Regions from separate parts of the Mus musculus genome. Here regions 1 and 2 are each linked to region 3. The links are chromatin loops, found by intact Hi-C in ENCODE. Cell type or tissue: left cerebral cortex. All regions are shown on one strand. Each heading gives the region's core, and the rest is flanking DNA. Links, peaks and the distances in the headings are about the cores only. Region 1 overlaps Gm5142 (predicted gene 5142). Region 2 has its middle 42 kb from the start of Cdadc1. Region 3 overlaps Rcbtb1 (regulator of chromosome condensation (RCC1) and BTB (POZ) domain containing protein 1).

Region 1 (11,012 bases), core at 2,800-7,799, 77 kb before region 3:
GTGTTGGTGTTTCCATCTATTATCCTTTGTAGGGTGGAATTTATGGAAAAATATTGTGTAAATTTGGTTTTGTCATGGAATATCTTGTTTTCTCTGTCTACAATAACTAAGAGTTTTGCTGGGTATAGTAGCCTGGGCTGGCATTTGTGTTCTCTTAGGGTGTGTATGACATCTGCCCAGGATCTTCTCGCTTTCATAGTCTCTGGTGAGGAGTCTGGTATAATTCTGATAGATCTGCCTTTATATGTTATTTGACCTTTTTTCCTTATTGCTCTTAATATTCTTTCTTTGTGTGGTGATTTTGGTGTTTTGGTTATTATGTGATGGGAGGAATTTCTTTTCTGGCCCAGTCTATTTGGAGTCCTGTAGGCTTCTGGTGTGTTTATGGGCATCCCTTACTTTAGGTTTGGGATGTTTTCTTCTCGTTGTGTCCTGGATTTCCTAGATGCTTTGGGTTAGGAGTTTTTGCTTTTGCATTTTCTTTGACTGTTGTGTCAATGTTTTCTATGGAATTTTCTGCACCTGAGAGTCTTCTATTTCTTTTATTCTGTTGGTGATGCTTGCATCTATGACTCTTGATCTCTTTCCTAGGTTTTCTAACTCCAGGGTTCTCTCCCTTTGTGATTTCTTTATTGTTTCTGTTTCCATTTTTAGGTCTTGGATGGTTTTGGTTTTGTTTTTTTTTTTTGCCTGTTTGCTTGTGTTTTCCTGTAATTGTTTAAGAGGTTTTTGTGTTTCCTCTTTAAGGACTTCTACCTGTTAACCTGTGTTCTCCTGTATTTCTTTAAGGGAATTATTTATGCCCTTCTTAATATCTTCTATCATCATCATGAGAAGTGATTTTAGATCCAAATCTTGCTTTTCCAGTGTGATGGTGTGGCCAGGACTTGCTATGGTGGGAGAATTGGGTTCTGATGATGTCAAGTAACCTTGGTTTCTGTTGCTTATGTTCTTATGCTTGCCTCCCGACATCTGATTATCTCTAGTGCTACCTGCCCTCGTTATATCTGACTGGAGCCTGTCCTTCCTGTGATCCTGGTTGTGTCAGAACCCCTCAGAGTTCATCTGGGGATCCTAAGATACTGGGTGTGTCAGAGCTCCTGGAAGTCAGGCTGCTTCTGGGACCCTAAGATCCTGGTGTGACCAAACTCCTGGGATCCTGGGATTCTGGGATCCTAGGCATGTTAGAGTGCATAGGAATGGAGCTTGATCTGGGTGTTGTAGGACTGGCTGCAGAGTTTGCGCCCAAGGTCTGCTCAGGGTACCAGCCCAGACTGGAAGGAACTTGCGCACCTGAGCAGACAGAGTTCTTGGATGTCTGGGCCCTGCTGGTCGAAGTTACTTCCAGTGTTGGGGCAGATGTGTCCTCACCTCTGATCCTATCGCTTGACTACTATCTTGTGTGATCTTGTTTACTACTTCACTTGATTACTTTGTCTTTGATCTAAGAACTAAACATGAATTTTGAATGTACCTAGAATGATATAAAAGCAGGCTGGAGAAAAATAAACCTGATTCAGCCTCAATACTGGCTGGAGTCGTGTTATAATTTTGTCTAATTATTTTTCTTCATTTTCAATCCTCACTCCCTCCCATGAGACCTTATTGACTGACTGAGCTGGCTTTGTTATGTTTATTTTTAGAATCTCTTTTCTCAAGTTTGGTATATAAACATTGCTCCTCAGTCATTCTCTGTCTTGCCAATAAAAGCCAATGATCCAATACAGACCTTTAGAGAGAATAAGGTGGGACTTCCAATTCTCAGAGAGGAGGAGAAATAGACAGGAATGAAGGAGGAGACCAGGAGAAGAGGCCAAGGAAGCATCAGGAAAAGAGAGCTGGACCAAAAAAAAGTACCCCCAAAAATGCAAGTAATATGGAGATATTGTCTGGGAGGAAGTCTGACTAGGTTGGAGGTTTAGAATGGAATAATAATTGCTCAGTATTTTGTTCAAGGCAATTTTAATAAATCTTAGTCTTGGTTATTGGAGACTGACGTGGGGATTTCTAGTTTTGTTGGAGACTCAGTTGTGTCCTGTGATCTTTTTCTGGAAGCTGTATTATAATAGGATACTTCGCTGAGAATGGACATTTTACTGGAAGCTGTCTGGTGAAAGGGCATGCGACGTTTTGCTGGAGCAGACACTTGAGAGGACACCTGATGTTTGGAATGAGTATAAATATAACCCAACAGACAGTGTATGATGCTCTTGCATTGGTTCACTTTGCAACTTTTTTAAAAGATTTATTTATTTTGTGTATGTGAGTAGACTGTTTCTCTCTTCAGATACACCAAAAGAGGGAATCAGGTTCCATTACACACGATTGTGAGCCACCATGTGGTTGTTAGGAACTGAACTCAGGGCTTCTGAAAGCCCAGGCAGTGCTTTTAACTGTTGAGTCATCACTTCAGTCCCCCAACTCTTCAATGATCTTTGCTTGTCATGGCATTGTAGAGAGAAACATACCAAAGAATTTCTGATGGTACTCCAGGTGCTTTGTGCTGCTTCTACAGACTTGTGCCAATTGGTGGAGCCTTGTGGTTTCTTCTGGATCAAGAAGCTGCTACTGATTCATGTTTGGTGCTTTGCTAGTAGACTGGACTGCTGACGGTGAAGACTGGGGTCACCACAAAGAACTATTTCTAAACAGGTCCATAACCCCTGTTTCCTATTTACCTTTCATTTACCCTACCTCTAGTGGGTGGTGGGCTAGAGGTTGAAGTGTTAAAGAGCCATAATTGAAGTAGGTTTTGAAAAAGCAAAGCCTACAGAGGACTAGCAAAGGTAAAGAAATACAGCTGCTGGATTAATTTACAATAATTATACATTTATACATACATTTATAATAAAAATAATTCATTTTACAGAATGGCAATGGTCAGGTTGTGTCTAAGATATGTAGGCCTTAGCACATGGAAATGCCTTGTAGTCTTGGAGCTATAGTTCCACCAGACAAAATACAGTGTGGCTGAGAGGCCTCTTTCAGCTTCCTCTGAGGCAGCAGTTCTCCACCTGTAGGTCACGACCATTGGAAAACACATATTTTCAATGGTCTTAGGAACTGAGACACTGCTCAGTACCAAAACTACAGTTATGAAGTAGCAATGAAAATAAATTTATGTTTGGGAATTCCTAAGATTATTGGAAATATGTATTTTTCAATTGTCGTGACCCACAGGCATTGAAACCCTTGAGCTTGTTGTAGCCTTTGAGAATAGATGTGGATGGTCACATATATCTGGAGATCTCAAAAGGCTCTCTCAACTCTACTAAGAGTACCTCTTGCAAATGGAAAATGTTGGGAAAAGATGCCAGGGAGAGTGGTAAAAAGTAATGGAGAGAGACGGGGAAAGCCTGAGAAGAGGGAAAAGAAAGGAAAACTCAGGAGAATGAGTGATTTGAAAAGAGCCATTAAAGTTTAGATAAAAGTGAAAAAACATGCAGATACATTTTGAAGAAGGAAATGATGGTTCTCAAATACAGAAGGAGAAAATCTATAATCTGGTAAGTACAGGGTAGCATGTCTCAGTGAGGGATGGCTGGTTTCAAGGTCTCTGTCATTGTTCAGGTGACTCTAAGATACCACAGACTGTCTAGAATCCTATTCCCATTCAGTGGAGACTGAGACATTCTGAATTAATTATAGTAATTAAAACTAATTACAGTAAGTAAGGTGTTTATAATTGCATAACTAATGGAGTCTAAACACTGACAGCATCCATTTGTGCAAAATACTTAATAAACAAAACTCAGTACAGAATGGTTTTTATTGATTCTGAGTAACACGGATGTGACTTGAAGACTCGTTTTGAAGACCAGGGCCTGAGTAGTGACAGTTCTTGTACACCAGGCTGTTGGTAGATGGCAATTTGGGTTACTGGTTACTTATTTGGTAGGTTGTTGGTCAAAGTATTTGGTCTGAGTTGTGATGAATAAGAAGAGCTCTCTGATGATTCCTTAATTTGGAGTGTATGCTTTCTTTCATAACGTCAGTGGTAGATTTAAAGTGTTCTTATTACACACCAAAAAGGATAGGTATGTGAAGTAATTCTTATGTTTGTTAAGGCAATTAAGTTACATTTTTAAACCTTTATGGCTGCAGATATATCTGTGACTGAACAGGTCAAGAGAGGGTATCAAATGTCCTGGGACTGAAATTATAGATGGTTATGAGCCACCCAGTGGATACTGGGTTGAACCTGGGTCTTCTGGAAGAGCAACAAATGCTCTTAATAACTGAGCCATCTTTCTAGCCCATTGAGCTATTTATATATATATACACATTTCAAAACATCATATATGACAAACATTCAATTTTTGTCAAATAAGATTTAAGTGGACATTGGGAAGGTGGCTTATTGTATAGAGAAGTTGCCACACAGGATAAAGAGTCTTGGTCCCAATCCCTATCCCCCATGATAAATTCAGGCAAGGCTGTGCTCACCTATTTAAGCTCAGTGCTGGGAATGAGGATAGAGATCAAGACAGAAGGATTCCTAGATCATAGTGGCAAGCCAGTGTAGACATGTTGGTGGGTTCCAGGTCCAATAAAATTTTTATCACGAAAAATAAGAACAATTGTAGAAGCTGTCAAGTCCTCTATATACATGTGCACACATGTAGGCATATACAAAGTCATACATTACCCAAAGAAGCCAATACTCAACAGGTGAGCAGCCACACACAAAAATGACAAGACCCAGAAACACCAGAACAGTGCACACAAAGCTGCTGTGGGACTTCTAGAGACATAAAAATATTTACTGCTTATTTTACTTGAGAACATTACAAGACGTGGGCATTGAGATTTGGACACAAAGTTGACATTCTTCAGTTTTCAGTACAACAAACCCCTTGTTTTTCACCCTAATGGCTATATAAATGCTTTTTTCAGTTTGTGGGCATGGGGTTGTAAAACAACAGTATATGCCATCTTAATAATTATCATGATGATTGTCATCAGTCAACAATTTTAAGACCTACGCCAATACATTGAAAAACTTTCCTACTGCCAATTGCTGATATATTAGTGAACCTAACTGATTTTTTGTACACTGGAGCATAAATGTTACACTTTTGTATGATAAAAGGGTTTCGTTCTTTCAGGGAATTTGGTAGTGCTGCCTTTGCCTCAACTAGAACACTTGGTGGTGCTATTTGAAAACAGTTTGGAAACCTTAACTGGTGAATCCTGCATGGAAAAGGGAAGTCTGGAGGTTGCTCTTGAAACTTTACAGTTCTGTCCCTCTAGCTGTTTACTCTGTGCTGTCTGGGTGAGCATGCTAGACAGGCTGCAGAGCCTCAGTTCATGCTGTCCCTCCTTTCCTGCCAGATGTGTCTTAACCTGCTGCCAGGTCTTACATACAATGCTTGAATGATGCCCTGAAAGGGACAGAGAATATATGCTTCCTTCCTTAAAGTGCTTACGGTGTCTAGGGAAGGAGGGGAAAATCATAGATGCAGGGATGGGTAGGGTACTCAGATTATAGTGGGTAGAGCCTTTGGTCAGCTCATCCTAGGTGAGGGAAGATGTTGGTTTCCAGGAATGAGGTGAATTCAGATGTTAGTTTCCAGGGGAAGTATTGTTACCTGGGGAAATATTGTTAAGGATTCAGTAGGACAAGGTGTTAGATGCCAGCAGCTCCCTGTGGGTAAATATTGGTAGCCATATACACTAGACAGGTTGAAGTTAATAAAATTATCTTATTCATGTTGACCCAGTATGTGCTTCTCATTTATTTGAAATAAACTATTGCTTTCCTGGACCATGCATCTTTTGGGTATTCCATAAAAAGTTTCTGCCCCAATGCTTCTTCTGACACTAATTTTCCATCTCCATATTTTAGCTTCATAGTTGGGGTTTTATGGAGTTCCTTACCAAGAGATAGCGGCCAAGTAGAGTTGGCTGTCTCCTGTGAGTGTAATCTTTCAAAGTAAACATCAGACTTATATAGTCATTACAGAAGAAAACAAGGAAGTTAGGTAATACATCAGCCAAGATACATTAAGGTCATCTGATGCATAATGACTCTAAACAAAAAAGAAAAATGCATCCATGAAAATTGGCAGGAGCCAGGCACTGTTTACAACTGAGATAAAAAATCAACCCTATCTAAAGTCAGCTAATACTTAGAAGACCTAACGGTAGTTCCAATTCTAGTCTATTGTATACCCCACCTTCTTCCTAAGCCATTGTAAATTCCTGTGTATGGGAGTGACTCAGCTGTTATTCTTTTTTTTTCTTTTTTTTAATATTTTTATTAGGTATTTTCCTCATTTACATTTCCAATGCTATGCCAAAAGTCCCCCATACCCTTCCCCCCCACTCCCCTACCCACACACTCCCACTTTTTGGCCCTGGCGTTCCCCTGTAGTATTTACTCTAGTTCCTTCTTAAACCACAACCCACCTTCTTTCTATTATTATGTAATGTAGTCTGCCATACATGACTCTAATGAGAATTCTAAGTTTACTTTGTTGAACTTGCCCTGGGATTTCTAACTCTTATCCAGTAAATTGCAATGCCTGATTTCTTTCACTATCTATCAACACTGGAGGCATTTCATCTGAACAAGTAGCATTCTTACGAAATTCAAAGCCCAAGGTCGGCTCAATGATTAACTAGGATGTTGGGACACTGGTGGAAGCCAGGAAGCAATGTCCAATCTAACTTGGCTATTTGTCAAATCATTCCTTGGGAGCTCCTATAATAAAACTATACTGAAAGAAGGCATGCAAAACCCTCCACAGACTATCACAAGGACAAATCTGGACCACATTCATATTATGGGATGCCAAGGACCTCCAGGAGACTCATTTCTGTGCAACTTTTTTGCCTCAGGACTGCAGCCAAGCTTTTGGACTTGTCTTGCAGACTCCACTGGAGTGGGTGTGGCAGTTGTGGTCTATCTTGTAACCTCAAGACGAATGCAGGACCTGCTATTGATACAGGAAGGAAATGATCAAGGAGAGCTATCACCTTGGTGATTTCATTCTCTTCTTTGTACCATTTCTGATGATGGGAAGGTGAAATTTCCAACAAAAATAGACTCACCTTCAGTGGAAACTGAAGTGGAAACTTCTGGTTTCTTTGGAAAAATCAGTTATGTCAAATGATGTTTTGCTAAAGCAAATATATGAAAGGATATGTGATGTTTAGAAAGAATATAAATATGACCACCAGACAGTAGGAGCTCAAGCATTGGTTCGCTTTACTCTGCCTTGCTATTCTTCGCTAACAGCACACATGTACTAGTTTGCCTTACATTGAATTGTTGAACTCACTTGTGGTGACAACATAGGGAGAAACTCCACAAGGAACTTCTCGTGAGGTTCCTGTGGCTTCTTACTATTTCTGTGGCCTTGTGCCAGTTGGTAGGCCTTCTGGTTTCTTTTGGATTGAACTTCCCTTGCTGGTCCATGTGTGGTGTCTTCAAAGAGGACTGAATTGCAGCTGCTGGTTCATATGTGGTGTCTGCTGAGAGGCCTGGACTGTAGCTGCTGCTTCATATTTGGTGTTTTCTACTGGACTAACTGCTGATATCCTGACAACGAAGATTGGACTCACCCCCAGAGAACTATTTCTAAGCAGGTCTACTTCCCCTGTATCCTAATAACTTTTCCTTTGGTGGGATAGAGGGGGGGTTGAATGCTTATTAAAGTAGGCTGAGAAAAATGTATGTCTATACTCATCTGTTTTCCATTTTCATTTTTACGGTAATTTCCCCTCAAGGAACCTGACACTGCAGATCACACGTGTGTATTCCTTTCCCTCACTGAGTACTAACCCCTTTGCCAGTATAAAATATATCATTCTTCTCCCTATTAATTTCCCTTGTTTGGGAATCAGTTCTGTATGAAATTAGCAAATGTATAATCATTGATTTATTTACAAGTGAAACATTTATTTCTGTGAATGGTGCCCACATTGTTTATATTCAATACACAGGATGGCTACATGTAAGTATGCTACCTCTCTAATAATCATCTTGTCCTAGATGTCATATTTTAGGTTTTGTAGACAGTGTTGTAACTTTGGGTCTTGGAGTTACTTGAGAATCTTGTAGTCTTAGCATTTCAGGTTCCTCTGGTTGGCTGGAAAAGAAAAACAAAACAAAAAATAGTATGATCAGACAGATGCCTACCAGGAGCTGGAAAGGTCTGGATTTAAATTATTTGGACTAGGACTTAAATAATGCTCTGTCATGTCCTTTTCTTGCTAAATATTGTTTCTGAATTGGAGATATTGTCATGTGAGCTCAAAAGTGTAATAATAGAATATACTGTAAAAATCCTAGGCTCCTACCTTCTCTTACTCCAATAGAAAGCTGGGTGCAGAGGGGAGCTTACATGCAGAACTCAAGGGAAAAGTCATTTTCTGAGGTTAGAGGTGGCTGCTGACTTTGTCCTAATGTGGGCCTGGTGTTACTGTTGGTTCAGGTCTAGGCCAGGTATTTTAAGCAATTAGAGTATAGGCTCACACAGTTTGCAGAAGTAGTGGTGGAACTTTATTCAAAGCAAATCTATAGAATAGGTCAGACTAGAGAGCCAAGAGCCACAGAGTGAATATACAGTCCTGGTTACTGTCCAAGGTATTTATTTATGGGGTTCAAGGGAAAGAGGTGTTTGGTTACTCAGAGGCATAGTGAGTGTGGCTCTTATTTTGATTGATAGATTTATATAATCATTTTTCTACTACATATTTCCCTCCCAGAATATATTATTAGTCATATGTATACCCAATTATACATAGACATGAGATGGTAAAATTTACTAGAGGACACAGTTTTATCTTACTATACGCGTACCTAAAACCAGTTCAGGCCAGATTGGTCCTTCTATCTTTGGATCAGGAAGTACTGAGAATCCATTTGAATAGAAGGCAGAAGAATCTCCACTGCGTCAGAGTGCTGTCTGTCAGCAGAGCATAGGCAGCTGCATAGGCAGAGCTCATACGTAGTGCAGCTCTCAGACTGCCAAGTGCATATTAGAAAAGTATTGTATGTGTAGCCCAAACCAAGAGGAGTTCTAGGCTGCTAAAGGATGCCTTATGCTTGACTGCCTAGATTTTAGAAACCACACTGCTTTTTGTAGGAATTCCATTTTAAGACATATTTGATGGAATAATGTGTCTGTTGAAGTCTCATAGAACGGAACAAAAAAAAGCAGTATTTTCACATAACACTCAGAGAATCCACAAGTACAACGAATAGAGGATATTTCACTGGCTGGTTTTTGCCAACTTAACATAAGCTAGGATTAAACAAGAGGAGGGAGCCTCAGTTGAGAAAAAAAAAAAAAAACTCCATAATATTGGCCTGTAAGCAGGCCTGGAGGGAATTTTCTTGATTAATGATTGGTATGGGAGGGCCCAGATAAATTTGGGGGATGCCACTCCTGGCCTGGCAGCCCACGTTAATATTAAGAAAGCAAAGCACAGGGAGCAGAGCAGTAAACAGCAGTCCTCCCCCGTGTCTACCCCCCTGAGCCTCTGCTAAAACCCTGGCCTTAACACTAAAGGTTGTTGTAGTCATGCTGCTCATCTACAGTAGAAAGTAAATAGGAGGACAGACACATATTCATCAAAAGTTACACGTTGACATGAGGCAACCTTCCCAATTGAGTGTGAACTCCTGTTTCCCTATATTGAAGAGTGTAAAATTCTCCTAGGCAGGGAAGCCCACATAGGGTCAATCAAGTCTCATCTGGCCACATGCACATATTTCTGAAATTGTAGCTAAATTAATGCTTGAATCCAGTTCTCCTGAATAGAAAGTTTATGGAAGTATGGTACAAGTACCAAGGGCCATTGTCCCCAGTTTCATAATGATAAACAAGTACATGGAATTAGTTGATACTTGGCAACTTGAACAAGTGCAGACTCTGATCTCAAATTTCCAGAAGAATGCTGAGCCACCCAGGGCATGGCTTCCCATCCAAACCAAGGGAACCAAATAGGAAACTGAGTTCTGATTCACATCCCAGCAAGACTAGATCCATGCCCTGTCTTTTTAGGCAGCACCTCCATTGCATCTGTACTTGCCAACACTTACTTAAAGGCAGCAAGCTTAACCAGGGCTTGACTCCCTACCACTTCATGATTTCTAGTCTCTGGCTGCAGATTCCCTGGTACCTGAGGAAACAGTGAGTGAGATTCATGACCAGTTCTAGGTCTCTCAGTTCATAGGGAAAAGCTAGGTTATTACCCTGACTGTTAGCTGTAAAATCTTTAGGGGCATTGGTTCCACTCATATATCTAGGATATTTTCCAGGTATGTTCAGATAGTGAGAAGAGGCCAATGAGGAAAATGGATACAGTGTTGCTCCAGGAGCATGCTGGCTGTGTCTTCCTTATTCCCATGGACACCAGGTCAGTCTGTTTGGGAAGCACAGCCATGACACTGCTGAACGGCAGGTGTGGCAGGTGGCTCCTTCCATGGAGGAAGATTGGCTCATCAGGACTGACAGAGCACAGCTGGCTTTGCACTGGGGAAAGAGAGTAGGGAACTATTGAACTGAAATGCTAGAAGTTGGGTCCAATAGTGAAGGGACAAGGTGAACACGGTGCTCAGAGAAAAGTCTGGAAAAGAAGAAGAGCCCAGAATAGAGATAAGGTGGGATAATGGGGGAAAGTGTGGATCAGAGGGGGGAAAGGAAAGAAAACAGAAAGGACAGATTGGGCTGGGGAGCAGGCTGAAGGCTAGAGCTGACAGGATGGGGGTAACACAGGAGGAACAAGCACAGGCAGAAAGAATGGGAGTGGGGAACTAGGTTTCATAAGGAAAATGCTGGGAAGCCATCTTGTCATCTTTTCAGAAGACACTCTGAACCTTTCTCTTCAGTAAAAACAGAGGGACTTTGCATGTGAGAGACCTGCTGTGGCAGTCATCTCCCAGGTACCTCATGTCCCACTGTGACTGAAAGAAACTGAAAAACCAATGCCTGCCTCTTGGTCCTATGCATCAACCTCAGCAACCAGGCTAGAGGCCCCCATGTGGAGTCTAAGAGTGA
Region 2 (11,012 bases), core at 4,001-9,000, 320 kb after region 3:
TAGGAGAGTGTGTGTTGTGGTTGGCACAATTAAAGCGCAGCAGAGTTATGCCTGCCTATGCTAGGCCATGCAGACACAGCCTTACCTCCCATGGCGGGGAACAACATTGAGCCTCAGAAAGGGTGAGGGGGCCTGCTCCTGATCATTCAACTGGCAGTAAAGCCAAAAATGCTGAGTCTTGGAAGACAGGTTGTCCTCACAAGGGTGTGCTCCAGCCTACCTTCTAGGTAGGCCCCTCATCCCCACATGGCCTAAGAAAAGAGGAGAACTCAGATCTGGGTGTACTGGGACAACTCTCAGCTACTCACAGCCATGCAGCTAGGCCTCTCCCTGCACACATGCAACACTGTCAGCTAGTCAGGTCAGTCACAGCTCATCATCCAAAGGTTTGGGTAACCCCGTCACTACACAAAATGGGCTGACCTTTAGAGAAGTGGCATCCACAGGCTGTGTCTGCACCTACTGCCATGACTAACTAGAGGCTGAAGCAGGAAGATCACTTGAGCTCATGAACTCCAGAGCAGCCTGGGCATCATAGAAGACCGATCTGAAAAAGGGAGTGTGGGGGCAGGGCTGTAACTAAGTAGTTGGTAGTAGTGCATTCACCTAACAAGCATGAAACCATGGGTTCAACCACTGCATAAACCGGGTGTCGTGGCTTATGCCTGTAACCTTGGCATTCAGAAGGTGGAAGCAGATAGATCAAAAAGTCATCATTCTCAACTACATAACAAGTTCAAGACCAGTCTGGGAGACACCAGTCCCTGTCAAACAAACAAAACCAGCAAGAAGACAACAAAAAGACAGAGTAGCTGACCACAGACCAGGGTCTCACTATGTCCCCAGCCTGCCCCTCTTGACCCAGGACTCAGAGGAAGGGCAAAGACCTAACTGCAGACTTGTTTCTGTGAGGAAAGAAAGCCTCTGCCCTTTCTCCAGGCACAGTGTGACATTCACATGGCCATGCCCTGCCCTTCCTGGATGAATGAGACTCTGTCTTGCCTTGGGTGTGGGAGGAAAGAAAAGGGCACACCCACAGTTGGCTGGCCTGCCTCTGGCAGCTTCAGCTGTGACTTTCACCTTGACCAGAGCACTGCAGCTTTACCCAGCTGTCAGCTTGCTGCGCCCATCTGAATCCAGGTGAAACTGTGGCCAGCAGCCAGGGAATGTAGATGAGAGAGCCGGGGCAAGAAAAGAGACAGCACCTGAAATCTCCATATGGGAAAGGCTCCAACTCTAGCCAGATGCTGTCCCTCCTCTAGCAAGGCCCTGAGAAAGGGTCTCCTCTCTGGGGGCCTACCAACCTCAGAAGGCAAGTCTGCCAAGTTTGCCATAAAATGAGACGTCCTTGGGGTCCAGCTTGGAGAGGTGCTGGAGTGACTGAGGCTTCGTCTGCCCTCTAGACAGTGGGGGATGTGGGAACAAAGGAGGCAAGAGACCTAGAGCCCAGAGAAGCCTGAGTCCAGCTGAGACTGTCTCCACTTGTCCCTTGCCAGGTGGCTCACCAATCTGGGCATGCTCCTGGGTCAGGCCATTTTCATCTCTCTGACTGTAAGGAGGGGAGGGGACATTCTTGGCACCCAGGTACATTTGCTGCTCTGTCCTGAATTGAGTGGGTTTAAGTGTCTTAGTGCCACTCCTCACTGGGCACAAAGAGGTCAGTCACCTTTTGCCCTGATGGGTTTGTTTGGCTCTGGGGTCCTGTCAACACAGCCATGCTCAGAGACAATCAGCCCTTACCCTTCAGGCTGGTGCTGGACACCTCCCTCCTGCTCAGGTTGCTCAAAATCTCATTTAGAAGAAACTGCCCACATGGAAGAAAAAAGACCTGCCTTGGAAGAAACAGACAAGGATGGACAAGTTCACAAGACAGTTGGCGCCACCTCTGCATCGCCACATTTTTTGCATGTTTTCAGTGGCCTTGCTCCTCTGAGTCTTTAAGTCAGATCCTTTAGCTGGTAACTGGATCTGTCCTTGCTGAGACTGAATCCACAGGCAACCGCTTTCATCTGCCCTCTCATGACCTCAGCTTATCCGGGCTGGGAGAGACATCTCCACAGCCACCTCCCCCACACACACACACACCTGCCTGGACTGCAGGCTCTCCCTTCAGCCTCTTCCTGCCAGTTATTGAGTTTAGTAGCATGCACGTCTCCTGCTCCGCTATCCCGCAGGCTCACCCCCTAAACATTCATGACTTCGCTGTTTACTTTGGCCAAACACAGGTTGCCTGCCCCCAACCTATGAAGGATTAAACTCTGACTCATCTTAAAGCAATGTTTGCAGCCAGCTCAGGAGCACCGAATCAATAGTGATCAAGCGGAACTGAGTAGGACAGGACCCTTTCAAGTTGCAAGGGATGAAAATACAAGAAAACAATTTATAAAGACACGCATGTGTACATACATATACAGATGTGCACATACACATATACATACCTGGGAACTCTTCAGATCCAGTTTCCCACTCCGGCTGACTCCAGATACTCAAGCCTCCCATAATGGCTCTTTCCACATCCCTAAATATATGATTACACTCCTAGGCAAGATGCGTCATATGGTAAGAAGTGTGTTATTGACCTCCCATAACCATTACATGATGGCACGTGATTGAAAAGAAGTGGACAAAACTCCTCCCAGTGACTAGTTCCTTCCTCCCCTGCTGACGCTCTGACAGCCTCGCCTATGATCATGCTTACCCCTGAAAACATGGTCACATACAGAAAGAATGTTGGGGCAGGGAGCAAGGGGTGCTGTGGAGTTGAGGCAAGCTGGCTCCTGTCTTTTCCAAATGATGGGATGTAATGGTCCCAGCAACTTAAAGAGAAAAGGGTTGGTATTTTTTTGGTTTGGTTTGGTTTGGTTTGGTTTTTTGGTTTTGGTGTGTGTGTGGTGGGGGTGGGAGGGTTGATTTTGCCAGTAAAGGGAGAAGTCACAGTTAAAGGGTGCAATGGTCATGGTGGAGAAGACACATGGTATCCAGAGGCAGGAAGCCTTGAGATAGCACAACTGCCACTCAACTTACTTCCGCCAGGATCCACAGCCCAGGTAGCTGAATGCAAATCAAACCCATCAAAGGGCAATTGATTGATCAATAGGCAAATAAACAAGAGGGTAAAATGTATGATTTGTGTCTGAGGCCAGCATTGACTACATAGTGAATCCCAGGGTAACCTCAAACCCCCCCCCCCACACACACACACACAGAGAGAGAGAGAGAGAGAGAGAGAGAGAGAGAGAGAGAGAGAGAGAGAGAGAAAAGATACTGAAGACACTACTTGATACTAACTAGAATGGCTAGAACCAAACGGTTAGGTAACAAGCATTAGTGAAGATGCAGAGAAGTTGGAGCCCAGGCTGTGGGTGAGGGTGTGAAGCCACAGTAACCAGCACACTGGTCACATGGCTCAGCACTTTCACTCCCAGATGTACACTTGAGAGAAATGAAGACATCCCACACAGGAACTCACACGAGGAAATGTTTATCGAGGCATCCTGATGAAGTCTCCAAAGAGGGCAATCTATTGGTAAGTGGACAAAATTTACTGTAGCCACACAAACTTTCCAGCTGCAGACATAAATGATGCACCGACCCATTCCACACGGTGTGAGTCTGCGCTAAGTGAAAGAAGCCAGGCACAAAAGGCCACTGTTCGCCCATCTGCTGCTGCTGAAACAGAACAGATGAGCTCCAGCCATGCAAGAGGAGCAGAAAAGCATCAGCTCCTGGTTCTAGAGGCTGGGGTGTCCATCACTGAGCCAGCAGCATCTGATACGGACCTCACTGCACCAACACAGGGTAACAGAGGCCAAACAACAGCATCACGGCCACGCACAAAGGCAGAGCCCATGACCTAAGCTTTCGACTTTTTTTTTTAAATTGGAAATAGATTTTTATCATATATTATAATTATGATTTCATTCTCTAGCTCCTCCCAGCTCCTCCCCACCTTCCCATACTCCAAAATCCACATCTTCCCCCCCCCCATTCGAAAACAAACAGCTATCTAAGAAAAAAAAAGGAACAAAGAAAGAAAATAAGATAAAATAAAAACCAACCTGACTAGGACAAAACAAACAATGCACTCCTTCTGTAGTTGAATCTCAACTAGTTGGAAGAACCATTCACATCATGGCTACACACTAGATGGTGCTGTTCACATACAAAGTCCAACACAGAGAAGTCTAGAGACAGAAAGCTCCAGGCTTGAGGGAGGAATGTGAGACGGCTATGTGGAGAGACAGCTAAAGGCGGAGAGTTCTCATTGAGGTGACGGGAATTTTTGAACTAATTATGGCAGTGCTTGCACATATCCGCAAATTAACACACTAAAATTGTTGAAGTATTCATTTAAATGGGCAAACCAGCTAGTGTGTGAAATCGTAATAAAACTGTTCAAATTGTTGCCACAGACTCACTGTGCTTTGTCTGCAGAGGGACTGACACCGGGGTTGCACAGACTACACAAGCTCTACCACTGAGCTGCATCGCTGCCTTGTGACCCCTGTTATCTCTTGGGTGCTTTCTGTGTTATCTGATGCTATTCGTCGTGAATCTTCATGCTACATATTATTCCATGCACTGTACCAGACAACCCCAGCAGAGTCTGGTGTACCTCTAAGTCAACAGAGTATACAGAAGTGTTGGTGCCCACCCATGATCCTCTCCTTGTGAGCACACCTGGAATGTGAATGGTTGCTCATCTTTCTGAGGTTTGCTATTCTCTGATGCCGTCCCAGCAGCACTAGGGAAAGTTCTCTGTTCCTGCATTGTTTCCTTGCTTCTCCACCCTCTAAGTGAGTCTGATTCTCTTCTTGGCTCCTCTTTAGAAGGCCTTCCTGGGCGAGACACATTCTAGACACATCATGTTTTAGAGGTCTCTCCTCCTGACTCTCGGGCAACAGGCACATTTTAATCCTTGACCATAATCCCAAACTCTTGATTTTAAACCAATGGGCCATGCCTCCAGGTGACAGACTGTGTTAGTAACTTTCCCTCGCTGTCACTAAATGACTGAGGAAAACAACAGGAAGGAGGAAACGGTTACTGTGGCCTGCTCTGTCTGGCCCTGTGCGTTTAGGTATGTCACAGTGAGGCAGAAATGTGATGAAAGGAAATGGCTTCCCTCACAGTCACCAGGAAGCAGAGAGAGATTGTGTGGGGTCGGGGTAGGGTAAAGACGCACAATAAATCTTTCCCGGGCGCGCCTCCCTCAGTGACCTACTTCCTTCCACAGGCACTTCCTCCTACAGTTTGCACCAGCCTGTCATGACCCCATCCATGGATGAACCCATTGATGAGATATCAGCACCCCATGATCCAGTCATTTCCAGGAGAAAGTCCTACCTGCCACTGCAAGCCTGCCACCTGAGTTTTTAAGAGACACTTCCTGTCCAAACCTCAGAACCTCCCGACTTCTGATACCCACACTGCCACTCTGGCCCCAGGACACACAGACAGATGTCCTGTTTCAAAGCCCTGTTTGCCTTGGTTGCATTAGGCATCAGTGTCTCATTCGCGTTTTAATTCGTTCAGTGCAGCCCAAGTTAAAACCCTTCCCTTCTGCACCTCGCCCAGCCCAAGCCCTGCTTCTGTCCCTGGACACTTGTTTAAGTGAGTCAGCATGGAGTGTTCTCTCTTTTCGGCTGGAGGAGCCCCACAGCTCACCCTTGCTGCCCTCCCACCTCCTGAGGTCCTCTTTCCAGGCCTTCGGGGCTCTGAGATTGCCAGATGCAGCAGGTCACCTTCTGCAGTGGTTCGGGTCCTATGTGCATCAGACACACACAAATCTACCCAGCTACAGCCTTTCTTTTTTGACAGTCTTATGTATCCCAAGCTGGTCTCAGATGCTCTGTGTAGCTTAATGCAACTATAAACTTCTGACCCTCGCTTCTTGACACCTGTCGGCAGTGCTGAGGATTGAACCTAAAGCCTCATGCATGTTAGGGAAGTACTCTTATTAACTGAGCCACATCCCAACCCAGAGGCAGCCTCCTGTCACAGCGCTGTCTTCTTTTACCTCCTACAGGCCTCACCTTCCTCCATCCTACATCTCAGTAACAGCACACCTCATGCTCCACCCTCACGTGTCTTGATCGGCTGACTTTAGAATCGGTCGATCCTGGTGACTTCATCCCCACGGCTCCTGAGGACTCGAGACCTCGGAGCTCACGATGCAGCTGCCTGTCAGTGGGTTACAGGCTCTCACGGGTCTGGGGTTTGGACAGAACTGTGCCTTGCCTTTCTTTTCCTCAATTCAGAATCCTGGTGTAACCCTGCACAAATCAGTTTCTCTTCCAAAAGGCCCCTCCTTCAACTTCTGGGACATGCTGCCCCCTGCTGGCTGAAATAAACAATGCTATCTTTATTGGAGTACTGGGGGACTCTTAGTTAACAGATCTGTGTGGCTAGGCTGAAACTAAATCACTGATCAAGTGACTGCCTGTCAGGAGTCTACCGGGCCTACTCATTAGGAGCAAAATTGACAAGGTGCTTATCACGCTGCAAGATTGGGTTAAATATATCCACGGGTCAGAACCACAGTCCCATTTTAAGTCCTCAAACAAAATTCCTAAGCAGGGGTTGTAGCTTAGTACTTGCTGGCCTGCCAGAGGCCCTGAGTTCCTCCACAGCACTATAAAAACTAAAGATAGAAATAGAGTTGAAAACCCTAAACTTGCAAGTTTCTAATTCTTTGGGGCTACTCTAACAAGGGCTTCTGGGTGGCCTGATGCTTGTCAGGCGACGTCACCTTACACTTGGACTCTTGCAGGTATCTTCGCATCTAGACCGGGGTCACTCCCGTACACTGTCTCTTTCTAGCCAGTGGCCAGACCCTTCTGAAGGAACTGCCCAGTGGCCATTTACTCTGTGGGAGCTGGGAACTGGCCCTCTGGGTGTCAGAGAAGACTTGGGCTCCCAAGAGAGACATAAAGCAAGAGACTGAGTGGGTGTGAGAGGGAGCTGGGGAGTGGGGGTGGGGTAGAGTCAGCACTGGACCACAGCTGTGGGAACAAGAACTTGGCGGCAGCAGTCTCCAGACGTGAGTGAGAGGATTAGATGTCCAGGGGTAAAGGCTGTGGAGACCCAGGAGGGCTTGGCCATTAGGAGTAGGAAACGTTTCCCAAGCTATTGCTTTGTGAGTGAAGGTGCAGGTGCTGAGGAAGCCAGCCCATGTGTCCAAGGAAGGAAAGGATTGCGATACGGTGACCTTCACTTTGTTGAAAGTTGAGGAAGTGTCACAAAACAAGTTCCCCAAAGCACAGCAACTTCATACCCAGGACAACTTTCTAGGCCAGTAGGTGAAATGCATATATTTGAATGCTTGGTCATCAGGGAGTGGCCCTATCTGAGAAGGGCTAGGAGGTGTGCCCTTGTTGGAGAAACTGGAGGTCTGCTTTGAGGTTTCAAAAGTCCATGTTAGGTCCTGCCTCTGTCTCTGTCTCTATGCCTTTGTCTCTTTGTCTGTCTCCTCTCTCTCTCTCTCTCTCTCTCTCTCTCTCTCTCTCTCTCTCTCTCTCTCTCTCTCTCTCTCCTCTCTCTCTCTCTCTGCCTGTGGATCCGGATGTAACTATCGGCTACTTCTCTAGCACCATGGCCTGTTGCCATCTGAAACTGTAAGCCAGCCCCAACGAAGTGTTTTCCTTTATAAGAGCTGCCCTGGTAATGGTGTCTCTTCACAGTAATGTAACAGTGACTAAAGCAAGTGTGAAAACAGGAAAGCTAAAATTTGGGGCCATCAATGTTTCTCACATAGGAAACAGTTCTACATGAGAAGAAAGGTGACACCAGAGAGAGGTTGGACAAAAGTCATGACTTCCGGGAAGATCAGGAATTTAGAGCAGTAGGTTTAGGTGTTATCCTGTCAATTATTATCAAACAATGATTAAACCAGTTATTCTGAGGCTCCATCTCCTTGTCTAAGTTGGAACTTACCCTGACTTTGGTGAAATTAAAGCCCTGGTGTGGCAAATCCTTTACAGTCACTGCAGACCTCAGCATCACAGGGAGCCTCCAAAATGAGTGGGAGGCTGTCGTGGGATGCTAGCACACAATGGCTAACTTCAAATGCTGATGGGTAATCATGTGGTGGAGAATGAGACAAAGAGGTCTGTGTCCCTGCTGAAGGACCAATGACACAGAGGAGGGAATGGCTGGGGTGAGGCTATTTCACAAAAATAACAGTTTGGTAAAGACATCTGTTTTAAGAGAGGTGTGAATTCTTCCTTATCATGGCCTCAGAGCCCAGTCTGAGTGACCGGCCACACCTAGAGAAGACCCAGAAAGATGGCTGCACAGATGGGTTGGGGGGATCTGTTGAGGTTTGGTCTGTTGCTATGTATTGCAGTACCAAATTCTATATCCCAAAGTCTGGTCACTCCAAGACAGTGAATTCTCACATATGCAGCTTTTGTTGTGCAAACCTTGCTCCTTAACTTAAAACTAAAATAAGATGCCACCAGCCTACCTGGGCAGATGAAAGGTAAGCAGGATTTCAGTTCCTGGACTCTGGGTCTGAGGAGATACCACTAAGGGAAAGAAGGAAGAAGGTGCCATGGGGTAGGTAGATTGTGAGCACATGGCCTTGAGGGCTGGCCTATTAGAGAAAGAGAAGCCCAAGAACATGACAATTAATGTCTTGGGGTTATCGACAGGAAAGTAGACAAAATAGCATCGAGGGCTGATATCTGCCCAGCTCTAGTGCTTTAAGGCTTATTATATAAATATAAAGGTTTCACATCTTCTATTTGGGAAATAAATCATCTAAAGTGGGGTAGAAACCCCCACATAATATTTTCCACAATAGGGATCCATTCACTGCCTTTTGAACAAGGGCCATCCACCAAGCACACCACTCAGTATAAGGGTGCTGCTGTTCTTGAAGTTTCCGGTTGATGCAAGGACATCTAGGTGGGTGTGGCTACACTCCAGGAAATGCCCAGGATGAGCCCCAGTAGTGGAAATGATTACACCCAAAACACCTCTAGTCCCCTGCAGATAACTAACCCACAACTAGCTGATGTCAGTGGTCCACTTGAATGCAATGTGCCAGTGCCATCAAAACTTTACTCTGCTAACTAATAAAACATGCCTGACTTTAGAAAATCCTTGGCTCAGTTGGTAAAGATCAGAACCCATGTAAAGATACCAGGCATAAGGGTGCATGCCGATAGTCTCAGCACTGGCATGGCAGACACAGAGGGATCCCTAAGGCTAGCCAGCCTAGCCTAATTTATGAGCTTCAGCCAATTAGAGACCCTGTCTCAAGGGAGGTGGTTGTGAGACACTATTCCTAGGGAGATATGCATAACATTTCCTCACTCCAGAACTGACAACAAAAGACAGACACCGCCAACTTGGTGAATCAACACATTTATTAGGTTGCTTACAGGAATATGGGGGAAGCATTGCTTATAGGAGCAGAAGTGACTCAAAGACATCTGCCTCACTCACCAATGCCCACCCCAGCATGGGTGATGGCTAATGAAAGCTGGAAGCCTGGAGTACACTGTACAACCTCGGGTAGCTCGACAGGGTGGAGAAAATGCCTTGTAGGTAGCTCTAAGTCTCTTCCAAGCATCTGAACCAGTCGACACCTCTCTGGGCAGCTCAGCTGATCACTGCTTCTTTTAGTGTTCTTGCTACTCCACACCAAACCTGATTCACAAAAACCCCTCTCAACATCATATGATGGAAATCATTATCCTCAAATGTTAAGGAATTCTAGAAGAGCTCTAGAGCCGTGGTTACACAGCATGAGATGATCTTTGGATCTAACTTTTTTTTTTTTTGAGTTAAATACTTAAAAGTTTTTTTTATGTCAGTGGCTTTCAAAGTCAGCTCTGAAAGCACTAAATTATATATAATTAAGATTCCACATGGTAACACGTGCTGATATTCACAGTCGGTCTTGCATTTGCTGCAGCTGTATCCTGGGATGGGCGTGGGATCAGCCCCAGAACTTCAGGCAGTCCCCATGACACAGCCTCAAATACCAGCAGTGGCAAGCACTAAAACACTACGGTCCAGGTTGGTTTCCTTGTGTTATAAAAGCAAAGAGAAATCAGCATTGAGGCTGGAGGACCCCAACAAAGGGCTCCATTCAGAGGGCAGTTTGCATGACAGAGCTCTGCACAGACGTGTTGGAGGGAACTCATACTGGCCTCCTTCGAAAATCAAGACTGCTTTCAGTTCAGTCTGCAATAAGCAAATCACACTTTCCCAACTCCATTTAGTTCATCAAGATTTCTGGGTTTTTTTTTTTTCTCTCTCTCTCTTTTTCAATTAGACTCCATTACTTATCAAGCTGGGCACTCACCATAGGGGCCCAGCACTTGGGTGCTTGAATTTCAGTAAATGTCATGATACCTGCAGCAGATAGAGTTCCAGGAGTGATGGGGCAGAAGAGAGCCACCATGCAGTGTCCCCTTTATGGTCTTCCTGACTCAAGCCAGGACTACACCTGCTTCAACAGTAGCCAGGCGCTCAACAAGGGATCTGCTGGGCCATGGAAAAACCAGAAAACTGCAAACCCCTGGTCCATTCCACCTCCCCTGTCACCAGCCCTGAGTCACCCAGACCCCAGGTTCGACCAGGTGCATTGTCTTTTCCTCTTGTAAAACAATTCGCTCAACTCAGTGCATGTGGTCGCTACTGCTGGTACCAAGAATCTCTTGATAAATCCTTCCCCTGCCTCTGTGTCCGTCCGTCCTTCCATCCGTTCATCCGTCCTTCCTTCCTTCCAGTGGGTTCTGGGGATTGAGCTCAGGTTGTCAGGCTTGGTGGCAAGTGCCTTTATCCAGTCACTCACCTCCAGTACCAGGGAGCCTAAGAGCCAGTGTTTCATGGAACGGGCCCCAAAGTGTGTCAAAAACAAGCGGTTGTGGCTGATCCTAAAGTAGAACCATTCAGGGCATAAAGAAGAAACCTTATGAGTGAATAACACATTTTTAAGCTCGGTAAACCGAGGGAGGAAAACACAGAAAGGCCACCATCAAAAAAACCAAAAGTTT
Region 3 (11,012 bases), core at 3,945-8,944:
ATCCGTGATCTTGGGCTGACTTGTGTGTGAGCTGTTCAAACATGAACTTCTAAATTACTCTATGGAGTGTGCTGGAGACTAATGTGATAAGGAATAACATGAATTTTTCTTAATTTTTCAGGGTTATAGAGATTGCAGCTTGCCACTCCACCCACACATCTGCTGCCAAGACACAAGGCGGGCACGTGTACATGTGGGGCCAGTGCCGGGGCCAGTCGGTGATCCTTCCGCACCTCACCCACTTCTGCTGCACCGATGACGTGTTTGCCTGCTTTGGCACCCCGGCTGTCTCATGGCGCCTCCTGTCTGTAGGTAAGCTGCCTAAACCCGCTTCCACCCAGGGTCACCAAGTCCCATTCCCTACATAATTGCTTACTGTAAGTTGTTTGGGTTCTAGGATGTTTTCTGTAAGCTAGTTTTAATGCTTTTCCCGAATAATAATCAAATTTCTTTATAGGTTATGAAACACTTCTGTGGTCTTATTTTTTTCTTGCCTAAGTACTTCTATTTTCGTTGAGTTCATATTTAATAACAAAATTAACCAATACAGTCAAGTGGCGTTTAGTCCATTCACAATGCTTTGCACCCACGTTGCACCATATTAAGCTCCAAATGTTTTCACTACTCGAAAAGACAACCACAACTCCCTAAGCAGCCATGCCTCACCCGCATCCCTTTTCATGAAAAAAAAGAATTAAGCTGCAGCTGAATTTAAGGAGAAACAACATTTTTTTAAAATGTATTTTAGCATTTCAGTTAGTGTAACACAATGTATATTTGCAATAAATACAAAGACCAAAAGAGAAGAAAAAGAAATTTGGTTCAGTGAGTGGGACCGTTTGATTATAATCACATTTTTGTTTAGCATACACAGGCAAATAGGTCAGTACAGCACAGCCTGATATTCCATTTGTTCTTCCAGCTGGCCTTAGTATGAAAGGCTTCTTCAGGTCTTTGTATGTTGGTGTGCAGAGATCATTTTCAGAACACTATTTGATACTGTTTGGAGAGTAAAACTAGACACTGGCCTTATCTCATACATGACTACATTCCTAGTATTGGTCATAATAGATCAAGAGGGGAAAGGGTCTATTCTGTGAGGAGATGCTGAAGCACCTATGAAAACCTTTGTTTTGAGCGAGTGGTTAGCCATCATTCATGCCCTGGACATTCTCACCTTAGTCACTCCCATACTTTTCTCTGAGTCCTTTAGGCTGTGGGATGAAGGAAGACTGGTCCTTCATATAAGGCATCATTGTTTTTCAAAGCAAGCAACACTCCCGGTTCATCCATTGTTCTCAGCCCAGGACAGTGGACACTTGTCTGCTTTGTCTCAGTACCAGCCTCTGGGTAGATCTTTCTCAGTGTCGTTTGTTATTTTTGTTCCTTCATACATATAAAGTGTTGGATGGATTTGTACTGGATCCTTGACTGTGTTCACAAAAACACCATGCTCCTAGGTAGCCTCCTCACAGCAGCTCATGTCAGGCAGCGCCATCGATTTCCCTGTAAATGTTTGAGTCCGTAGGGAAGGACAGCTTGGGAGTATTAGTGCTTTACCATTAATTCTCAGAGCTGATGGCTAAAAAAGTGTCTCTGCTTGAGAACTATTTGCATGGTCAGATGTTTTGGATTCTCCACCTTGGTTTGAATATGCCAACTAACTACCCAATTCAGAGCCAAGAAGTTCTCAGTGTTTCAGTCAGGAAAATTGCTAAGCTGTTAATGCCAGAAGAGAAACTGCTATGCTCATGAGAGATCAGTTGTATTCAATAAACTACCTGTGAGGTTTATTTTTAGTGCATATTTTCATGTTCAATTACACAGGAAGACTGTCATTTGACTTCCCCCCCATACCCATTTAGGTTTGTTTGTTTGGGTTTTGTTTTTTTTTTTGGTAGTTTATAGATGAATTACTTTAATACTGGGAAGTGGGTTTGTCAACTGAGTCATGAACTTTATTGACCAGAAATAGAGTGGAATGGGACGCCATAATTATCTTTTGGAGGCCTTTCATGCCGACTGTCTCTTGAGCTTTGTGTGTTAACAGTGTCTCTGTTGCCTTCAGAGCATGAAGACTTTTTAACAGTTGCAGAGTCACTGAAGAAAGAATTTGATAGTCCAGAAACTGCTGATCTAAAGTTTCGAATTGATGGAAAATATATTCATGTCCATAAAGCTGTTCTGAAAATCAGGTATTTGTGCATGATTTTGGAGCTATCAGTACCGTTAGTCTTTCCACTTGTTTATTACAGCACAGAATAGATGCTCAGAAGAAATGGCTATGGCAGAACAAAGAAGCGTGGCAACTTAGTGTCTTTAGCAGATAGTTACTGCTCGTTACCCAGGAGTATTTTGACTTGTGTTCATGCAACTTTTAGGAAATGAGGGGAGTATAAATATTTATGGCTTTTGGAATGTTTTGTTTTTGTTTTGTTGTTTAGTTCTCTGCAGTCCTGGACATTGTAGCCAGTACTTGTGCATACTAGGCAAGTATCCCTAGTTCTTATCTTTTTTTCCAGATTAGAAATAGGCTAGCAATGTAGCTCAGTAGTACAGCACTTGTTTAGCATGGCCAGTGCCCTGGTTTGACTTCCCAACAGTAAAAAAAAAAAAAAAGAATGAATTAATAAATTAAAAATAGTTTTTGTAGATACTTTATTTGCATGCTGATTTCGTCAGTAAGGATCCTCCTATTCAAGGTCAGGTTGCCCTTCAGGGATGCAGATTGCCACCTAGAGAAAAGTTGTTTCAATAGAATAAGTGGCAGGAGTTCCTGAGTGAATGTGAGGGACTGAGCACTAATTAGTAATGATTGAATGATTGTTTACTTAGATTTCCACTACAGAGAAAACACATGAAAACTCAAACCATTGAATTAATCGCTTATGTCTTTGTGGAAATTCAGTTAAAAACCCATTGGTGGTTGGAGATACAGTTCAGTTGGCAATGTATTTGCCTACCTTGTGAGAGGCCCAGGGCTAGAACTTGCATTGCAGGAGACTGGTACTTCCCACCATTTTTTTGGGTGGAAGCAGCAGAATAATAAATTTTAAGACAGCTGCAAAACTATATGTTGTTAATTCCTTAGACCAATGACTATATGAACCACAGAAGTAGATGAAAAGACCATTACACATGTTTCTGCCTATGACTCTGCTCAACTAAGAGTGTGTGTGTGTGTGTGTGTGTGTGTGTGTGTGTGTGTGTATCTTCTATAACTTTTCTAACTCATTACTCCATTACGCCTTGCTTAGAAATATTTTTTAACTTCTCAAAGTAACTATCCCTGAACCAATTTTTTTTATAACTCTGAGTGAATATTATATATTTTTGTACCATATTTCACTCTACCACTAAGCTACATTCCCAGCCCTCACTGTGTTGTTTAAAATGCATTTCTGCATACCTAAAACCCAAAACAAATGATCCAAACATTTGCTTGGAGTGGGGACTGATGGACACAATGCTGTTGAAGTACTAGGAACTTCTAGGCTCTTTAACTAATTGATACTGTTAAATGGTGATACCAAGATGAAAGTGATTTTAATCAAGTGTACAAAAAAGTCCTTGCATAGCAAATACTTTTGGTGTTAATAGTTAGTGACCCCAGCTTATGCCAGCACAGAAGATAAAGGGTACCTCTAATACCTGTTTATTTGAACTCAGCCTTCCCATTAAACCTTTGCTTTTGTTGTAGGTGTGAGCACTTTCGGTCCATGTTTCAGTCTTATTGGAATGAGGATATGAAGGAAGTGATAGAGATAGACCAGTTTTCTTACCCTGTGTACCGTGCCTTTCTCCAGTACCTCTACACAGACACAGTGGACCTGCCTCCTGAGGATGCTATAGGTACTGCATTTGGACTAGCCAGGCCATGTGGCCATCGCTGTCTCCTGTTCTTAGAGCTGCAACATATAGTAATTTACAGGTGTATTGACTTTTATATACTTAAAAAGTATTTAAGTAAACATCTCTAAAATGTTAGTATCATTTAAAATTATGGACAGTTTGTAACTATAAACTTAGATTTTTTAATATGAGAGTCTGAGTTTCTAATGCATTTAACCTTTTAGGAATAAAATAAAAAAGAGAATTTACTCTTTTACTCTGGAAGAAAGTATAGAAAGTAAACACAAGCTGCTGGCCATGAAATGCCCGTGTTGTCAGTCCCAGCGTCCCAGCACTGCGAGCTGCTGAGATCTCGTTCTTCTACCTTTCAGGCCTTTTGGACTTGGCAACGTCGTACTGTGAGAACAGACTGAAGAGGCTTTGTCAGCACATCATCAAGCGAGGAATTACTGTGGAGAACGCCTTTTCATTGTTCTCTGCTGCAGTCAGATATGACGCAGAGGTAACACAGAAGTGCCCCGGCTCCCTCGCCGTCAGCCCACTTCCCGCTCTTCTGTGACACAGCATGGCTAGTGTCACCTCCTTTAGTGACTCAGTGACAAGCCTCAAATGAAATCTGCCTTTGCTTCTTTACATCTCGTTCACAGTCAGAATCATTGTTTGTCTGCTTTGCTTCTAAGGAACTGGCAGAAGGCTGCACAGTGGGCGTGTACAGTGCTGGACTCAGCCGGGCTGACGGGCAGCATGCTTTACTTTCAGTCTGCTAATGAGTGCATCTGCCTGTCCCAGACCCACTCTACCGAGTCCACCGTCAGAAGCCCCGGGTGCTGTGGGCTTTACATCCGTGTGGGTCTGGACTTTTGTCCCTGTGCTGTAGCTCAGTTCCTCTCTGAAGAACTTACTGTATACTACCTCTTTTTTTTAACTTAACAGTTTTTAGTGCACATGCATTGTGTGTGTGTGTGTGTGTGTGTGTGTGTGTGTGTGTGTGTGTACATGTCTGGATAACTCTGGGGAGTCAGTTTTCTTCTTCCACCTTTACATGGATTCCAAGGATCAAAGTCAGTTGCCAGGCTTATGCAGCAGTTGTCCTTACCCACTGAGCCATCTCAGCAGTTCCCATTTTGTTAGTTTTAAACTTAGTTGGATTTCAGAGCTGCATTTCTCAGATTTCTAGAGTCTGATGAGTGTTCTGGAGTATGTTTGCCATTGAACTTTTCTGACTGAGCCGAGCCACAGACTCTGAGCAGAAGCTGGCCCTGGTTGACGGTATGCTACAGCACCCAGTCCACGTGCTGATGCATGGCAGCTGAGGCTGTTGAACCGTGGAGACAGTGCCACAAAAGGCTGCAGGAGACATTGTTAATGAACTCAGAGCTGACCTGGTTGGTGTTACAGATTCATAAAAAGTAGAAGGCTGGCTTTGCTAAGGATATCAGAAGTCTGTATTTTAGAGGCGTTTTGTCATTTGACAATGCAGTCTCCAATAACTGGGAATTTATCAAAAACTCACATTCTGGCCCTTGAGGTGTAGCAGAGGACAGACAGACTTAGGGATTGAGTTAGCCATTATGTCTTTTATTTTCAAAATGGATCCTATTTTTGTTTGAGGTTCTTTTATGGTAATAAATATTTCACAAGGTCAAATGCAGCTGACTGTGGAGTCTGACACCAAATGGAAATGTGGTTAGCGTGAATTGTAGCTAATGAAAGATGGAGAGGGGTTAGCTTCCCCGCTTCCTATACCACTAGGAGCCTGTGCTAGACTCATTCTTATACAACAGGAGAATTTTAAATTGCATTGACTGTAACTTGAATTGTTTTCAATTACTACTTTTAATGATGGTTCTTAAACACTTTAACCTCCCTTTTAGCCCACCACCCACCAAAGGTAGGGGGGATGTGGACCTGTTTAGAAAGGTTCTTTGGAGCAACTCCAGTCAGTGTTGTTTGGAAATCAGCAGTGCAGTTCACAGGTCAACAGTGGCAGCTCGAGCCACTGGCAAAGACTTCAAAGACATCAGCAATCCAGTTGGGTAGAGTCGAGATAGCAAACAGGAATCAGCAGCGGTGGCACCACCTAGTGGGACAGCCAGGCCTCAGCCTCAGGATGAATCAGCAGGAGGGACCAGGGCCAACAGGAACTCCAGAAAAAGTTCTCAGCTGTGCCTCTCAGTGAAATGAAGATACTGAGACAACAGGCATTGCACAGCTAGCTGTATAAGCAAGCCTAGCTCAGCCCCACCTACTGTCCTTCAAGTCCTTTTTTATCCCTTCAAACATCATGTGTCCTCCACTAATCTTGCCTTAGCACGTGTGTCTGTCTCAGCTGCCATCACTCTGCCGCAGAAGCAGCTAGATGCCATGGCACACCTCCAGAAGGTTTTTGGTGCAGTTTCTCTCTATGGAGTCCTGACAACTGGAGCTCAACTCCACAGTGTAAAGAGACCAGTACATGCATGTAGTTAGCAAAGAATCTCTTATCACATGTCCTTTCATGTGCTTACTTTAGCAGAACATCTTTTTGCTTTATGTCTACTTCAGGAAATATTCCTTCACGAGTCTGCCTTTAGCTTTTCACCTGTGTTCACTTCAGGAAAACACTCCCTCACGTGTTTGCCCCAGCAAGACACCATCCAACACAACTGACTCCAAAGAACCCTTTTCTCTCCATTTGGAGATTGATTCTAGACTCTTCTTGTGCTTCTCCACATTTTCCATGTTCTGTGATCAATCCTGTTGGTTTACACCAGCCAGGACAACCTGACTAGAGGCCCACAGCCTAGATCCTGTTACTGGAAATTTGTTCCCCACTTTCACCTAAAAAGTTTAAATGTTTAGAGGAAAAGGCCAGACATGCACCTTTAATCCCAGCAGAGCGGTTAGAGTGAAGAGAGGCAGGAGGATCTCGGGGCGCTTGAGGCGGCCTGCTTTGTATATGTGCTTTGCGTAATGAGCTGCAGTCCAGCTGGAGCTACACAGTGAAGACCCTGTCTAAAATAAGAGAAAACAAAAACAACCTTACAGGAAGAACTCGATGCCGCTGCGGCTGGCAGCAGCCCATGTCCTTTGCTCGTCTTTGCTTAGGTATAAATCTATTAAGAGACGACTACAAATGAATGTGATTCCCTGGAGCTTGAAACCGTGTGGGCAGAGTCAGTGCTCAAAAACACATGCTGAATTGAGTAATTGGATATGTTTGAAACACCAAAAATATATATTGAATGGACAAATATGTTTAAGACACTTCACTATAAAGTACTTAAGATATCATACAAGCCTTACATTCCACAAACATGACACATCCATGTAGAAAGGAGAAGAGTCCTCGTGATACACTTAGATTGTGACACTGAGCTTGTGATCGATGAGTAAATGTTTATATTTATTTCCTAATATCTTGAAATGTAGCAAGTGACCATAGTATTGAGTGCTCAAGTCAAACCCATTTATTATGTATGTTGTTAGTTGATCGGAAGTGACTGAGATTGGTTATCAGTTACAAAAACTAATTTTGGAAGCCCAGCTTTCCGTAGCAGATGCTGTGCCAAGAAGATGAAGGCAGTCCACTACTCAGTTACCTGCTTTGTAATCGTCCAACCCCTCCATGCACCTTTTAGGGGAAACTTGAAATTAACGTATAAAAGAAATGCAGCTTAGTAGCTGTGTGTTCAAAAGCAACGCTGTGGGAACATCCTAGGAATGCACACCGTCAAACTCGGTACACTTCACAGCGGACTTGGAGGAGGAGCACTTCACAGTGCTCCAGCGCAGAGCAGTGAGGAACTAAAGCCCGATCTCAACATCGCAGCTCCTGCTGGACGGAATGTGTTTACACACCAAGGGGAGCACATGGATTCCCTTCTCACAGGAGAGGTCTGGAAGGGACTCTGGGGTTCAGGGCTTTGCTTTGAGAGCTAAGCAGTCAGCATTGTTATTGTTGTACTGGAGAGGGTGCAATTACATTTTCCTTAGCCTCAAAATTCTTAAGGTAGCAAGAGAAAGTACCCTTCTCTCTCTCTCTCACACACACACATAATTACACATTTAAATACGTTCTGAAAAACAAAAGTGGAGGCCATGCTGGTCTGGATATTTTATATTTGATACACTGAGGTAAACTATGCGATTTTTGCGTTTGGCCAAGCTGGGATGGTGATCTTTACCACCAGGAATGGATCTCACTGTTGGGGATAGAGAACCCTGGACAACCTGTTTCACTGGCCGGGTGATCTTTTAAAGAATGGGTAGTGTTTCACTATTACCACTGTGAAGTTTTGTGAAGTAAGAACACCACTGACTAAATAAGAATTTAGTGATTGCTATTTTAGCATTTTAAACCAGAGTTTTGGGGTCACTAGTCCACTGTTTTAAGAAAATTGGAAGAAAGAAAAAACAACTTGGTTTTCAGATTGATGACTGGAATGCCTTCATCATGAAAGCTTTGGAGTGGGAGCCCATGAGGGTTCGTGGGCTCCCTTCCATGCAGCCCAGCAGGGACCCATTCCTGAGATGGAGAGGACCAGCTCCACAAGGGGTTCCTGGAACCTCCGTGCTCCTGCCTCACATACACACAGAACATACACATAGAACATACACACACACAGAACATACAGAACATACACACAATATTCTTGTTTTTATTTTGGATTTTTTTCAAATTAGCGATTTTAAAATTTGTTGTTTCCTTCTAATTCCAGTAAATCTGACACTGGATCTACCCTAGATCCACTTTGTAATTTCTCACAGACTTATAAGTTGTAGTTTCTCGTGTGAAGACTCTGAGCTTTATTTACATGCTCTCCTCCCACAGGAAGGCACGGCCCCTCATCTAAAGGTTGGAGAGTTCCTTACAGCTTACCAGTCAGAGTTTTGGTTGAAAAGCTTTTATTTAGTGTTGTTTGCATTCATACATTGGAGTGCCCTAGATGATTTTGTGGCTGTGTGTGGCTGTGTGTGTCTGCGTGTGTGTCTGCCACACTTGACTTAGGGAAACCTTGCTTTTACTCTGCTCTGAGTAGAAGGCAGGTGGTTTTCTGATGACACGGTTTGAGGTATCTGGTCTCCAGTATCTCTTCTGGGAAGGGTAAGAGAGTTGGGATGAGGGACTAGCTGAGAAACAGTTCCCAGTTAATAAACAAAGGCCTCTCCCTGTTCTTGTTTTTGTTGTATGTGTCCAGGATTTAGAAGAATTCTGCTTTAAGTTTTGCATCAATCATTTGACAGAAGTTACCCAGACGGCTGCGTTCTGGCAAATGGATGGTCCCCTGCTAAAGGAGTTCATTGCTAAAGCCAGTAAATGTGGAGCCTTTAAGAACTGAAGCCAAGGCTGCTGGGCTAGGTGTGAGAGCTCTGGGGCACTGTGGGTGCGGTGATCTGCAGGTAAAGCCCCACACCATAGACAGTGCTCTGTAGGAATATATGAAGGATATTTGCTTCTTGTGAGTCCATTTCTTACAACTCTGTGTCTAGATATGTATGTTTTACATGTATGTTTTACATGTGTTTTTCTTACATTTGACTGAGCTTTGGGAAAGGATGAAAGTTTACATGCTTTTGTTCTTTTAATTTTGATGAGAGGATGTTTTGAGCTTGTATTAAGAAAGCCAGGAAAATATCCCTAGACCTTTGGCCACAAGCCTTTCCACATGGTCTGTGGCAGACAGGCCCTGCCCAGTGCTCCCTGAGTGCTGCTCACTGTCACCAACCTCCTGTGGGGGCATCAGCACTGTGGGGGTCTCTTAAGAAATAGTCTTAATATGCATTAAACCCACTTAAGCAGTCAAGAAATACTAGGTTTGCTGAGATGCTCTTAAGGGACAGGCACCTAGGGCTGGAAAGATGGCTCAGCAGGTAAAGGCTCTTATTACTAAGCCTGATGACTTAACTTGAATCCCCAGAATCCACATGGTGGAGAGAGCTGACTTATAAGTTGTCCCTTACTGCTACACATGTACCATGTCTGCACAAAGACACAATAAAGGAGAAAGAAGAAGAACTAAAAGATTTAGGTCCCTATAGAGAAGTGACAAGAAGTACCTATGAGAAGCTGATGGTAAAAGAGCTTTGCTTGGAGAGGAGAGTGTTACAAAAATTAGGGTTCCCCGCACCCCAATTATCCAACAGTGCTTCACTAAGGTTGTGTTTGAGACCAGCGTGCACACTACCATCCCCCTCTCCCTATAATTACTCACAAACACATTCTACATGGCTGCTCTTTTCTGACTTGATGTGATTGTTAAAGCCACCCTTCTTACAGGACTCCATAGAATGCTCACTGTTTTCGGTGGTGGGAGGAGTCCAGGCCAAAATCCATCAAAACTTAATTGAAACTTCACCTTAACCTCTCCAGTTTTGGTTGATTTTTTTTTTCTTTCTATAATTGTGTTAGGAATACATTTGTCATACGTTCAGCTAGGGCTCCCTATTCATGCCTTTCCCGAAAAGGTCATTTGTAAAATACTAGGCCAGGGTGGATGGTGACTGAGGCACCAAAGACAGGCAGGCATGTGTGTTGACAAACAAGATAAATAGGAACAAGAGCTCAAAGCCCCTCTTCCTGATCATGTTACAGCTGTTGCCTGGTGCATGGGTAAGTGACAACTGCCTCCTAGGTGGCAGTTTTCCTGGCCAAGATGATGAGTGCACATTAATCTGAACTGCTGTAGTGAATGGACCTTCTGTAGAACCTCAGTCCTGTAGACTTAGGGCCTCAAAGCAGAAACTTTAGAACATTTACTGGTGGTCTTACTTGAAAAACTTACCCACGAAAAAGCACAAATTACACCTGCAAATCCACACCCGTAGACAGTTCACCTGACAAAAACGTGCTGAGTTCCTGATCCAGCTGAAGACACACTTTTAGCTTGCTGAACAGCTAGGGTGTTTTTGTGTGTGTGTGTGTGTGTGTGTGTGTGTGTGTGTGTGTGTGTGTGTGTGTGTGTGTGTTAGTGAAAGAAAAGTCCTTTAAAAAGGGTTTGCAAATTTTTTTTAAATGCAATCTTTTTATTTTTCTACTTGGTTTTGGTTATAATCATAGAAAGCAAGAAACTATTATTGAAATTAATGTTTTCTTCTGATATAATAATGGAAGCCAGAGAAGTCACATTTCTTAAAAGATCCCAAACTGTATCCTTGAAGTTACTGGAACCAGTTTTATA

Evidence for each region. Hi-C counts contacts between places; a loop is a spot of excess contacts. Peaks named below come from ENCODE experiments on the same cell type or tissue, not always from the same donor. Only the 100,000 strongest peaks of a DNase experiment are listed, where the experiment ranks them.
Region 1: a loop joins it to region 3, with 2.5 times the contacts of the local background. A loop is called at or near these places in 3 of 42 quality-filtered maps.
Region 2: a loop joins it to region 3, with 2.3 times the contacts of the local background. A loop is called at or near these places in 6 of 42 quality-filtered maps.

What each region holds. Positions count from the first base shown.
Region 1 is chr14:59,150,615-59,161,626 of GRCm38, forward strand. Gm5142 (predicted gene 5142) reads right to left here. Exons shown (of 2, transcript NM_001004158.2): 2 at 7,889-8,096. The coding sequence ends at 8,071. Among named protein-coding and RNA genes, the nearest start is that of 1700129C05Rik, 13 kb to the left of the region's middle. In left cerebral cortex, for the core only: a CTCF peak has its summit at 5,144; a DNase peak (open chromatin) is centred at 5,190.
Region 2 is chr14:59,550,030-59,561,041 of GRCm38, forward strand. It overlaps a transcript of Cdadc1 not described here. Among named protein-coding and RNA genes, the nearest start is that of Cdadc1, 42 kb to the right of the region's middle. In left cerebral cortex, for the core only: CTCF peaks have their summits at 4,126 and 6,337 (motif pointing left); DNase peaks (open chromatin) are centred at 4,164, 6,330, 7,150, 7,684 and 1 more place; H3K4me3 peaks cover 286 bases.
Region 3 is chr14:59,226,187-59,237,198 of GRCm38, forward strand. It overlaps Rcbtb1 (regulator of chromosome condensation (RCC1) and BTB (POZ) domain containing protein 1), which reads left to right. Exons shown (of 12, transcript NM_027764.2): 8 at 122-312; 9 at 2,069-2,195; 10 at 3,701-3,852; 11 at 4,224-4,354; 12 at 9,033-11,012. The coding sequence ends at 9,173. Among named protein-coding and RNA genes, the nearest start is that of Rcbtb1, 30 kb to the left of the region's middle. In left cerebral cortex, for the core only: a CTCF peak has its summit at 5,934 (motif pointing left); DNase peaks (open chromatin) are centred at 4,460 and 5,992; H3K27ac peaks cover 251 bases.